2 separate regions of the Mus musculus genome follow, and region 1 is linked to region 2. Evidence: chromatin contacts called from ENCODE POLR2A ChIA-PET data. All regions are on one chromosome and are shown on one strand. Each heading gives the region's core, a stretch centred on a gene start or an enhancer-like site at or near the end of the contact. The rest is flanking DNA. Distances are from core to core; before and after follow the strand shown.

What was found. ChIA-PET counts read pairs that join two places held with the same protein, here RNA polymerase II (POLR2A).
Region 1: POLR2A ChIA-PET joins it to region 2 with 10 read pairs in Patski. The contact joins the promoter of Sfxn3 here to the promoter of Hif1an in region 2. POLR2A ChIA-PET finds 5 or more read pairs at or near these places in 2 of 5 experiments (Patski and embryonic stem cell).

What each region holds. Positions count from the first base shown.
Region 1 is chr19:45,045,630-45,049,452 of GRCm38, reverse strand. It overlaps Sfxn3 (sideroflexin 3), which reads right to left and starts at 1,877. Exons shown (of 11, transcript NM_053197.4): 1 at 1,563-1,877; 2 at 186-349. The coding sequence starts at 346. It overlaps Pdzd7 (PDZ domain containing 7), which reads left to right and starts at 3,681. Exons shown (of 16, transcript NM_001195265.1): 1 at 3,681-3,823. The coding sequence starts at 3,810.
Region 2 is chr19:44,560,947-44,565,136 of GRCm38, reverse strand. It overlaps Hif1an (hypoxia-inducible factor 1, alpha subunit inhibitor), which reads right to left and starts at 2,283. Exons shown (of 8, transcript NM_176958.3): 1 at 2,083-2,283; 2 at 1,597-1,847. The coding sequence starts at 2,259.

The sequences.
Region 1 (3,823 bases), core at 628-3,127, 480 kb before region 2:
TCTGCGTGGGACTCTCTTTGTCCTTGCACAGTGAACAGCACTGGGAAGTGTCATTACTAAGGATCTGTGACCTGCAGAGCTGCCACCTACCCATAACACACAGTGCTGTCCCCTCAGCCCAAATGTCCTCAGATCCGCTGAGCTAAAGTGCTGCGTCACAGTGGCGTGATTTGAGGCAGGTTCACCTGTAATTCTGCACGATGTTCCGGGAAGCTTCCAGCTGTTCCCCGGACAGCAGCAGATTTCGGGGATCAGTGACTGTGAAGAAATGCCGGGCTCTGCCTAGAAATGTGCTTTGGTCCCACCGAGGTTCCTGGATGTTGATATTTAAGGGCAGGTCACCCATCTTCTGCAAGGTAGCAAGAATAAGGGTCAGGTCCAAGGACTTCCTTCACTTGGGAGACACTTTGGTGGCTCTGCCTTGGCCCCAGAAACTGACCAGTGCTTGCAGGTGCTCAAGGTCACTCCAGATCCATAAACAAGGGTGGGGGAGGAGTTGTTCCCTAGGTAGTGTTTTAGCCAGGAACATACAGCCACTTAAGAGCCGGAGGGAAGACCAGAACCAAGAATATAGCTTTCCTGACGCTGTGGCCTGATGCCAGATTTACGTGTGTGTGAGTGTGTGTGTGTGTGTGTGTGTGTGTGTGTGTGTGTGTGTGTGTGTGATTCCCCAGCAGCAGCTAATCTGGGGCAGCTATCTTGAGCTCCTGCTATAGGAGCACAGAACATGGATAACACACCCAAGCCCTTTCCAGCTTCAGGCCCCAGCTGCCCCAAGACTTAGATAAAAACTTCCAAGGCTGTTTGGAAAAATGACAGAAGGCAGCCCACACTCAAGCCCCTGATTGGAGGAGACATTAGGCACCTGAGGGCTGATCCGTACCAGATCTCAAACAGCACTGGAGTGGCAGCCATTTGTGAACATGTGAGCACCCACATAGCCTCCTCAAACCCACTTGCTTCCACTCCTACACAATAACTCCGGGCTCTCCCTGGTCCTGGGTTGAATAGAACTGACGCAGGCACCCACCCAACTCTCTCTGAGCCTCAGAAAAACCTCAGGAAAGGGCGAGATTCAATGGATGCCCCTCCGCCCAGCACAAAAAGGAATGCCAAGAACAGCCATCTGGCTGTGTTAGGCAAAAATCCTGCAGAGTGACTAATACCCTCCAACCCCACTTCCTCCCTCACAGTAGACACCGTCCCCACCCGACTTTCACATACTTATACACAAAGACAGGCACGCCCTCCCCAGCACACAAACAGGTTAGAGTCACACTGTATACACTAGTCAACCAACCAGAGTACCGTTACACACACACACACACACACACACACACACACACACACACACGCTCAGCCATATCTATCAGTTGCAGACATTTGAAAGCATGCCTAACACACAGCCTCAACCAACCCCTCCTTGTGCCCTACAGATCCTAACAGACCACGCAATATGGAATTCCCATAAGAGAGAGCACCTCTCTCAAGGCAAGCCTTCTGTTCTGAGCCCAAGCCCTCACCCCTCCACTTTGCTGATTCCCAAGGCAGCAGGCACTCACGCTTTCCGGGGTTTTCAGCCTCTAGAAGCTCTCAGACCCGCCTTCCTCACCGCTCTCCGCTTTCCTCCCAGCCATCACCGAGACGTCACGCGTGACGCTGAGCAGCAGGGAAGGGCGGGGGCTCCCTGAGCTCGTTCGCCTGACCCACCCCCCCTCTTGGCAGAGTTCCGAGACAGTGGATGTCCAGAGTGATTCTCCCAGACCAGGCCGTTGAGACCAAACCCGACCCAGTCCTGGGAAGCAATTCTGGCCTCCTTCCCAACCAGGGAGAAAAGGGGAGGAGCCGCCCCACTTGCCTCCTTCGCTTGCAGTCCCTTAGCTTGCCTCTGGAGGCACCCACCCCCGCAGCACCCAGTCTAGGTGCACTGGGTGCGGGTGAGCGGCGTGGAGGGCGGGCCTCTGAGGGTGCAACGCCCGGAGGGATTCGGATTACTGCTTGTTTACTTGATTGCTGCCTTGGCAATGGACTCTCCTTGCTTGCACCCTGGTCTGCTACTCCAGGTCTTAGAGGCTCCTTTTGCAGATCCTCGTCATTCGCATCTCTTTCCAGCCACATTGTTGTGGTATCTGTGCCCCTTTTGTGTTCCCAGTCCCCTTTGCCACCTAATCCCCAGCTCCACTGTGCCAGCAATTTTTTGTACCCCCAACACTTATCCGTACACAAACTGACGCCCCAGTCCTAGGGATGTGCACGGCCAAAGTTTCCCGTGATCTCTGCCTGCATCCAAGCAGGCGCATCAGAAAGATTCTTCTCCTAGTGGCCTGGGATCAGCTGCTGTATCGTGCGGCCTTTCCAGAACAGGGTGTCTCCGAAGGTGAAGAAGGCATTACACACACACATCCCTTATCCATCAGCACCCAGGGCACAGCGGCGACACAGCCATGTTCCAGCTTTCCTTCCTGCTGATCTCAGGCTCAGGTTCAGCTCTTTCGTTTGTGACATTCTCCCACAGAGACCTTAGGGATGACTACGGAAGGGATGGCAATTTCAGGAAGCTAGCGTGGCCCGGAGAAGACGTGATTCTAGTAGCCAGTGGAACCCAGCCAGTTCCAGAGCCTGGGTTCCAACGACCAGTTGGGGTTCAGAGTTGGGGCGGGCAGAGCCCAGAGGTATCAGACAGGTGAGAAGCTACAATCCGGACAGGCTACCAAAGGTGCTAGAAGAGAATGACTGGCGGTCTCAGCAGCCAATGGGATCCCAGGACCGCGCAGGGTAGCTCTATTCCAGCAGCTGCGCGGAGCGTGGGCGGGGTCCTTAGTTCACTGTATCGCGCCCGCCAGCGGGCGACAAGGGCAGCGGCGGCACACGGGACCAGGTGAGGTGGCCAAGTCCTAGAGGTAGCGAGGCAGGAGGTCCTACATGGGGGAGTCTGTTTTTTGGTTTACAGAAATGCTCTAGAGGGCGTGACCCCTGGTTTTGCACTAGCGATTTGTGGGGCTCTCTCCAGAAGATCACTCAGTCCTGGGATAGAGTCTTGCAGCGACTTTAGACTCACAACTGCAGCCTGGAGCCTGACATTCACCTGGGGGTGGCGGTGGGGGGCAAGCTCGACCGCAGCTATCCCAGGTCCTGAAGTCCAGCTCGGGAGGCTAGCCCCTACCCATATACATATACACACAGGAAAGATGCTGCAGTAAACTGTGTGGCACCCATTCTCCTCTCTCTCTTTAAAACTCAAGAGCCTGCTGTGACCCCCATCTCTACTCTCTGAGTGTCAGATGAGGACCGGAGACTGGGTGGATGACTCCATTGAGAATAGCAATGGAGGAATGGAGGGAGGAATGGAAGGAAAGTGTCCCAATGGCCTTGTAGAAACAAATCCCCAAATCCAAGATGGTGCAGAACTGGGCCGATCTCCTCTGGGCCCAGGATGGGAGAGGGGGACAGGATGTTCAAGTCAGGAGGAAGTGCAGAAGCCAGGGTAATGGGACAGCACTCATCCCTCTCCCCAAACCCTGTTCTTCCTACACAGATCTGGAAGCCCTACTCCTAAGAAGCATTCAGACTGAAATTGCATCAGAAAGATCCCTCTCTTCCAAGTGGCCTGGGATCAGCTGCTCTGTCTTGTGGACTTTCCAGAACAGGGTGGCCAGAAGAAACACTATTTTTCGACTCAGCGAGATCTGCCTTACTAAGACTCCAGCCCTACTGAGAAAGCTCATGGAGCCTGGAAGACCAAGAGCCAACCTTCGGAGGGCAGGCAGACTCTGTCCGGATCTGTAGGGCACTGCCCTAGTCTCACTACTATGGCACGTGGTTT
Region 2 (4,190 bases), core at 1,034-3,533:
CGGCTTCCACTTCCTGAGTGCTACGATTACACACGTGCACCACCCTGCCAGGTATAACACACCTACTTACCAAAAAAAAAAAAAAAAAAAAAAAAAAAAAAAGTAAGCCACAAATCTAAACCATATGCCTATTACAACTGAGTTATAAAAGCTCAGAATCTCTCCTAGTATGCATGTAAGGTCACAGGACAACTTGTGAGAGCTGGTTCTCTTCTTCCACCATGGTGGTCTTGGAGATTAACTCCAGCTGTCGGGCTTGGCACTTAGCACATTTAGCCAATGAGCTACCTCATTGGCCCAGACCTTTAAAATCTATTCACTTAGTTACATTCTGATGCTAGGAAGCCAGAAAGAGAATCAAGATAGGAGGCTACAGAGTACTCCAGATATGGCCACCAAATGTGGGACAGTCATTCACTGTCAAGGACTCAGCGAAAGCAATTCTCCAGGGACAATTTTATAATGTGGGACTGACTGCTGTCTGGAACCTATATAACTGGGCGGTCCTCAGAAGTGGAAATAAAAACAAAAAGGAAGAATCACTCTTCCAAATGATTTTGGACCAATAGAACAGTGTATCAAGCAATGTGTTCTGACCTTCCCAAAGCTAGAGGATCCTGATACCCCCAACCCAAATCATAAAGGACGGCTCAACTTTTTGTCCCTAGCCAGAAAAGTATTTGAGAATCAAGACTGTCAATTTCAGGGCTAAATCCAACAAGCAATTATTGCCTTACTCTGTGCACATGCGTGTGCGTGTGTGTGTGTGTGTGTGTGTGTGTGCGCGCGCGCGCGTGCGCGCTTTAAATGTCAAAAGGGCTGCAGAGATGGTTCATCGGGTAACAGCTGCAGTAGGAGACTGGGACCCACATGGCTCGGTTCCCAGGACCCACTTGGCAGTTAACAACTATTTGTAACTCCTTTGCAGAGAATGGAATGCCTTCTGCCCTCTACAGGCATTAAATACACATGGTGTGCAAGGCAAACAGGTAAACACTTTAATCTCAGCACTCAAGGCAGAGGCAAGAGGATCTTATCGAGTTTGAGGCAAGCCTAGTCTATATGGCAAGTTCCAGCCAGTCCAGTTAAGAGCTCCAGAGTGAGTCCCTGCCCCGCCCCCCCCAAAACAATAGCAACTAAATACAAACACCTGCACACATAAAACACAATCTTTTTTTTTTTTTCAAGAAATCAAAAGATCTTAAGTAAAAATCTTCCATTTTGAGCTTGAAATTTTCGAACCCTGGGACAGCCCTCCCAAACAGAACCGCACAATGATTTAACTGGACATATGCTATCAGGCTAGTATAAGTTCCACATAGGCACGGTCAAAGCCTTTCTTTCGTCTGACTGACCCTGCAAAACAACTGTCACTCTAACTACCAAAGACAGGAAATTGGACTCACAGTTCAAGGCTAATGCTGCCCTCATCCACTAAGCTAAAAAGAACCATCAAGAACTCAAAGCGCAGAGCAGAATATTCACTCGTGGAACCCAGAGGCTTGGAGGTGCCAATCTCTTCTTACCCAACTCCACCACACCTTCAAACAAGTACAGGAAAGCGGATGCCCTGGTTCTACTGACGGGGCAACTTACCGCTCTTCTCCCCCGCGCTGCTGTATAGCTTGTAGTTTCTCAACGAACTCATGAAATTTAATTTCCTCCCTGTTGGACCTTGGCTTAAAGTTCTGGAAATTGCCCATCTTCTTCTCATCATAGTATAAGAACTTATGGGTGCTGGCACTGTACACAGAGAAATCTCCGTTGCCAATATTCTCTTGCAGGTATTCGAGGTCCCACTTCAGTGCAGGATACACAAGGTTTGTGTCGGTCAGCACCACTGGCTCCTAAGCAAAAACATCAAAAAAAAAAATCAATGAAGTAATTCCAAGGCGCTAATATGTTCTTCTCGACGATATCTGTACTTGTCAAATTCACAACAGTGTCTCCTGTCACTCTCTCCTGACGTAGCATCTCCCTTTCCCGCCTCTCAAGCCTCTGTCCACAATCTGATCAGTGTGCCACCTCTCCGCTAACCGGGTCCCTTCCTCCACCCCCTTCAGCAGCAGCCCCGCCCCCCACCTCATTTTCGATGAGCTCTTCCGCCCGAGGGTCACTCTGGCTCAGACGTGGGATGGGCCTGGTCGGAAAGCTGTAACTTCGTAGCTGGGACTCATCCCAGGCGGGACCCGGAGCTTCGGCTTCTTCCCGGGCCTCTCCAGAGCCAGAGGCCGCAACCTCGGCTGCCGTCGCCGCCATCTCTACTCTAGGGACGGCCCCGCCGGAAGTGAAAGCTCCGCCCTTTCCGGAAGCAACAACAACGAACACCATAGAGATGGACTGCAAGAGAAACCGATCGAGACCTTTTAAGTAGGTGGGCGCCTAGGTTGAAGGAGCGCTCCCTAGCGGTGACCTGCAGGACTACAGTCTAGGCTCCATAAGGCCGACTCGCTTAGTTCCTTAGAAAAGGGACAAACAAGCCCACGAAATATTGCTGCCTCCCTATGTTCAAGCCTACAGAGGCAAAGACGGAGGCAAGTGTAATTAAGCTTTAAGCTTTACTCTCTCGGGTGGGGAGAGAAGCCAACGCTTAGATCCACTTAAGAAATCACTAGAAAAATCAGTTAGCACATAGACCTTGGGTAAAGCTGTCCTGAAGGCTTAGACAGATGATTAAGGACAAACTGAATTCATTCAGAATCTAGAGAAGATCAAGGGCTTATAGTTCCAATTACTCCAGACGCTGAAGCAGGAAGACCACTTGAATCCAAGAGTTCAGAGCCAGTCTGAATAACACAGCAAACCACCATCCCTTTAAAAAAAAAAAAAAGTAATATAAAATCCATTTTTGTTCAGTATTATTTGATTTTTCTGCATATAGCACTATCTCACCTACTTAAATCTAATCTTGCAATGAGACCAATGTTATGCAACCACAGATATTCACATTTTCCAACAATACATACTGGTTATAAGAGAAGGTATTAATTGTTTTGTTTGCTTACTAGACTATTCTTTTTTTTTAAAAGATTTATTTAATATTATACATAAGTACACTGTAGCTGACTTCAGATGCACCAGAAGACAGCGTCAGATCTCACTATGGGTGGTTGCTGGGATTTGAACTCAGGAACTTTGGAAGAGCAGTCAGTGCTCTTACCCGCTGAGCAGTCTCGCCAGCCCTTACTGGACCATTCTAATGAATACCTACAGGAGGCCAAGATTGTCATCCCATGGTGTACATATCCTATTTAAGTCTCTCCCCTTAAAATGACAGTAGGAACTGCATCTATGACAGGGTGGTGTCCCTGTAGTTAGGTAACATTATATGGCAAATATGTAGTCAAAGTCCCTAACCAGTCAAATTTGAGGTCATCAAAATGGAGACTTATCTTGAGTAGGGCAGACATTATCTCTCTAGCCCTTTAAATCTGGAAACATTAGTTAGAGACAAAAGGCTTGGGGATTTGAATCCATAATACATGCTCTCTGGTTTGCCTTGAATATATATGTATATTCATATACACACACACATATATATGCATATATTTCAGAAAATGACAAGTGAATTCTTTACAAGCTGAGAAAGACTATTGGCTAATAGCCAACAAAAATATGGGAAGTGTAGCCCTATAAATTCAAGTAATTGAATTTGACCAATAACTGCTATGCTTATAAAAGGATTCAGAGCCTCAGATGTCATGGCATAGGCCTTGGTTTCACACTGGTGAGACCCTGAGCTGTGGACCTGACTAACCAGAACCAATACTCATGACAAATGTGAGATATTAAGTAGGTGTTGTTTGGGCTGCTAATTTTATGACTTGTTTAAAGAACACTAAAACAAAATTTAACTGAATATGCAGCAATAGAAATTAATACTTCTGTCTTAGTTATATACTTAAGCTACATAGTCACTATGATATAACAAGTTGATAACAGGGTTATCTCCATGAAGGGGTTTGGCAGCAGTCAAGATTTTATCTGCAATGTTGATTTTTTTTTTTAATTTATAGCCTTGAAAATTAAAAATAAACCAGACCTAGAAATTCATATTATTAAAATCAGGAATGAATGCAGGAACATAACACTGACTTTACAAATATAAAAAGCAATATATAAGATACTATCAGCAAGTGAACATTAAAAATAGAGACTCTAGATGAAATCGAGGAATTCCTGTAAAAAAC